Regions from separate parts of the Homo sapiens genome. Here region 1 is linked to region 2. The links are chromatin loops, found by intact Hi-C in ENCODE. Cell type or tissue: Calu3. All regions are shown on one strand.

Evidence for each region. Peaks named below come from ENCODE experiments on the same cell type or tissue, not always from the same donor. Only the 100,000 strongest peaks of a DNase experiment are listed, where the experiment ranks them.
Region 1: a loop joins it to region 2, with 17 times the contacts of the local background. A loop is called at or near these places in 12 of 110 quality-filtered maps.

The regions. Positions count from the first base shown.
Region 1 is chr20:13,897,255-13,899,754 of GRCh38, reverse strand. The region is part of intron 5 of SEL1L2 (SEL1L2 adaptor subunit of SYVN1 ubiquitin ligase); the gene reads left to right. Among named protein-coding and RNA genes, the nearest start is that of SEL1L2, 92 kb to the left of the region's middle. In Calu3, a CTCF peak has its summit at 1,501; no DNase peak of the experiment used is centred here.
Region 2 is chr20:14,053,991-14,056,490 of GRCh38, reverse strand. All of the region lies in intron 2 of MACROD2 (mono-ADP ribosylhydrolase 2), which reads right to left. Among named protein-coding and RNA genes, the nearest start is that of MACROD2, 60 kb to the right of the region's middle. In Calu3, no CTCF peak of the experiment used is centred here; a DNase peak (open chromatin) is centred at 1,160.

The sequences.
Region 1 (2,500 bases), 160 kb after region 2:
TACTTGCTGTGGTTTGAGTGTTTGTGTCCTCTCCAAAATCCATGTTGAAACTTAATGCCCAATTTAACAATATTAATAGGTGAGGCCTTCAGGAGGTGATTAAGCCATGAGGGTGGCACCCCCTGTATAGGACTAGGTGCCCTTATAAAAAAAAGGGCTTGAGGGAGGAAGTTCGTTCCTTCTGCCCTTCCACCCTCTGCCAGGGAAGGACACAGGCTTTGACTTTCTTGTTGATTTCTGTTACCTCCAGTGCAGAGGACAGTGCCTGGCACCATCTGCTTAGTAAATGCTGGTTAAGTGAATTTTATTATTATGCTAAGAAGAAAAAATATAAATAATTATAATACATGCTGAAAATAGAGTGATAAAATTCAACATTTGTTTCTGATTCTAAAAGTTAGTAAACTGAGAGCATTTAATTGAAATTATTAGCAAAATGTAATATATAATAGCAAACCACAACAGACATCCATATTAAAATCAGAAACAAAAAAAAGAATACATGCCATGACCACAATTCATTACATTGTTCTGGAAGTTTTACCCAATAAAGTAAAAGGAAATAAGAGTTACATGAAGGAACTTACAAAATTATTATTTACAGATGATATGTGTCAATTTAGTATACTCAAGAGAATATTTAAAAAACAATGGGTTAGTGTCACATGGCATCTTTTTAAATATAAATAAATAAATTGTAAAAATAAAAAACAGGCTGCGCACAGTGGCTCATGCCTGTAATCCCAGCACTTTGGGAGGCTGAGGTGGGCATATCACCTGAAGTCAGGAGTTCAAGACCAGCTGGCCAACATGGTGAAACCCCATCTCTACTAAAAATACAAAAATTATCTGGGCATGGTGGCAGGCACCTGTAATCCCAGATACTCGGGAGGGTGAGGCAGGAGAATCTCTTGAACCCGGGAGGCGGAGGTTGCAGTGAGCCGAGATCGGGCCATTGTACTCCAGCCTGGGTGACAAGGGCGAGACTCTGTCTCAAAATAAATAACTAAAAATAAAAAAACAATGGGAAGCCATTAAAAGGTGCTAAACAGGGCCCAGGTGACATAAGTAGATTTGGCTCTACCCATAAATGAAGAATGGACAGGAGGAGAACAAGCCTGGATACTACTACAATTGTCCTGATGAGAATTGAGACTAGCTCACAATAGCAGGTGCTGGAAGAAATGAATTAGAGAGATATTGTAGAGGTGAAATTCACTGGAAGTTGATGGTAAATTGGTTACTTGGGGTAAGAGAGTAGAAGGTATCTCAGATACCTCCTGTGTGGGGTTATAAATACGAGAGTTCTGGGAAAGAGAGCCGGAGACTCACTATACAGAATGTAGACTCTTCTAATACTCCTGTTTTCAGCCTTGTTCTTCACCCATATTCTTTAATGTGTCTGTGTCTCAAAGTCTGAAGTTTCCTTGGTTTAATTTCTCCAGGGAATAAGCCTCCCATCTCCAGTGGGGTCAGGGGATGGGCTATCTGCCTGGCTGCACAGGACAGGGGTTAGGACTGCTCTTTTTATAGACTTCTAATCAATACCCATGTGTCAGCTCCACCTACTGGGTGGAAACTAGACTCTTTGAGAGTCTGCTTTATGTTCTTTTGGTTATATACCCAGAAGTAGAATTGCTGGATCATATGATAATTATATTTTTTAATTTTTTAAGGAAACTGCATACTGTTTTCCATAGCAGCTGCACCATTTCACATTCCCACTAACAGTGCACAGGTTCCTATTTCTCCCCATTCTCACCAGCGGTTTTTATTTTCTGGGTTTTTTTGGGGTGTGTGTGTGTGTGTGTGTTTATAGTGGCCATCTTAACAGGTATGAAGTAATATCTTATTGTGGGGTTTTTTTTTGTTTTGTTTTTTTGTTTTTGAGAGGGAGTTTTCGCTCTTGTTGCCCAGGCTGGAGTGCAGTGGCACGATCTTGGCTCACTTCAACCTCCACCTTTTGGGTTCAAGCGATTCTCCTGCCTCAGTCTCCCTAGTAGCTGGGATTACAGGCATGCATCACCATGCCCGGGCTCTTATTGTGGTTTTGACTTGCATTCCTTAATGATTAGTGATGTTGAGCACCTTGATATTGAGCACATTTTCATATACCTGTTGGCCATTTGTATATCTTCTTTGGAGAAATATGTATTCAAGTTCTTTACCCATTTTAAAAATTGGGGTACTTGGGGGTTTTTGTTATTGAGTTGTAAGAATTTTTATACATTCTGGATGTTAATCCCTTAACAGATATATGGTTTGCAAATATTTTCTCCACTTCCATAGATTGCTGTTTTACTGTATCAATTGTTTCCTTTCCTACTTTTTAAAGTTTGGTATAGTCCCACTTGTCCATTTTTGCTTTGGTTGTCTGCACATTTGTTGTGATATCCAAGAAATCACTGCCAAATCCAATGTCATGAAGCTTTTCCTCTATAGTTTCTTTGAGGAGTTTTATAGTTTCAGGACTTACTTTTGGTCTATTCCATTTTTAGCT
Region 2 (2,500 bases):
AAATTTAGAGTAATAAAAGCTTTTGCACAAAAAGAAAAATGGAAGTACTAAGTTGTTAGAAAAACCTGGAAGACAAAAAAAACAGGTAAAATTATTTTTTCAGTTAGCAAGCAGAAGAATAAAATTCAAAGGGCCATTGCTTTAAAAAAACAATAAAATACATATATACCTCCAATCTAATTACAATCTAAAAACAGACAACACAAGACATAACATAAATGTAATGATAAAGGGGGTTTTGTCACATATGGAAGTCAAATATCATAAGAAAATTCTATACATAAGTGTTTGCTAATAATTTTTTTAAACTGAACAAAACAGACAATTCTTAAGGAAAACACAAATTATCATATTATCCAAAACCTGAGAAGACCAATAACTATAGAATAAACTGAAAAAGTCATGAAATAAATACCTCTATGAAAGGTCATGGGTAAAATCTAATTATATCATATATTACCCATTTACAATCTGCATAATCAATCAATCAACAGAAATGTCGGTAACACAGTCTGGGGTTCTTATTAAAAACTGGCATCCATTAATTCATTTACTCATTCAACAAATATATATCCAATGAGGACCCTGTGTGTACTGGCCTCTGCTAAATACCAGATACAAATATGTACAAGCCAAACATGATACCTGACCTCTAGAAGTTATAGAACACAAACAAGTAAACAGGTAATTACAACAAATTGAGATGTTATATAAGAGGAGAAGGGACAGGTTTAAAAAAAAAAAAAACAGTACTGATCCCTACTCTCAGCAATGTTGGGGAGAAGAGGGTGGAAGAGACAGCTGGTATATGTTGAATGCCTGCTCTTTGCTGTCTGTGTCAGGTGCCACAAAAAGACATTCTCATTCATTCCCAGTAAGAACTCTGGACAGGTAACTTGCCCTATGCCCAGACTGGTAAATGGACAAGTTTTAAGGATTCATAGTCAAATGTGTATATATATGTATTTTTTTTTTTTTTTTTTGCTCCTGAAACTTCTGATCTTTCCCTAATGCCATTAAAGGAGAATAAGAATAACTAATGGAAGAGCAATAAAAGAGAACACCAAACAAAGGCTGTGGCAAAGGATCAGTAGAGTCAAAAGAGAAAGACTGTAACAGGCTTACAAGTTAATTAATGCATTTTTGGAAATCGATCACTAGAGGGCGGCATTGCAAAGACTATGAATAACAAGTCACAAAAAAAAGAACCAGAGTAAAACTATAAAGAACGCCAATGTGTTTAATCCATTTGTAAGTACTTTTTAGAATGCTTAAAACATTATTTCATGTTTAAGACAAAATAAACGCATGTTTTTCTTTCTTAACCTGAAATGTGTAGAAAATATTTCCTTGGAGTTTCACAAAACAAAGACTACTGTAACATAGTAGATGAGTAAGTCCATAAATACAAAATCTAATTTTATAAACTAGCTTTGGTACAGCAGCTTCTCAGTTTGAAAATAATCATATCGACCTTTATGTTTTCTTTTGTCAACATACTAATATTAACAAAATTAACCCATATAGAACTATTTTCAGAAAGGCAGTCTATAAATAATTATATCATAGAGTCAGGAACCTGAACTTTGAGAAAGTGCCTTTAAATGAAAGGCAAAGACAGATAAATAATTCTTCTAAAATAAAATCACTGCCTGCATGTTCTCATCTCTGAGTACTTCACAATCCAGAGTTTTCTGGCCCCATTGAAATTGTTCTGGACAAATTTACCAGTGGCAATTCTTTACCAAATCTGAAGGATTCCTTGCACTTTTTATGTTTCTACACCTCTCTGTGACATCTGACACAACTGAACATTCTTCTTTAGTGAAACACTAATTTCTTGCATCCAGCATAACCCTCACCATTATACTTTTACTCTATTGGCTCCCTCCCTGGCCACTTTTAAAGTTTAAAAACTTCAAACCTTCTTAAACTTGGGGAGTTTAAAACTCAGCCCTTTTCTATCACATCTTTTCTTTAAACAAATCTTCATTACATGGAGCACTTGCCAAATCTCATTCTCCAGCCAACTTCTCATAACTGTGTGCTAGCTACCTCTGCTTATCTCTGCAGCTCCTCTTCTACCATCCAGCCTTCTACTCTAAGATGTTGCTACAGTAAATGGTCTACAACTTGCACTCAGCTGGAAACTCCCCTCTTGGAGCTCCCCCATCCACCTGCTTTTGGAATTCCTCCTCATCCTTATACATCTTGCTAAATTGTCATACACTCTACAAGTTTCCCCAGTATTCTCCAGGAATCATTCCCATCCTGGTAGCTTTCACTATTGGGTGGATCATACTAGATTCCAAATACTCATTTGGTTTTATTTCCCCACTCAATGTGGTGGGGGAGGCAGAAAAGTAAACAACCAATTACAATAAGTGCTTTAGATAATCCTGAAAGAGTACGATTACATACTAAAAAAATTAAAAACTAAATTTAAAAACCACCCACACAAACCAATTCGCAAGATGGTTTCTATATAACATAGTTACAC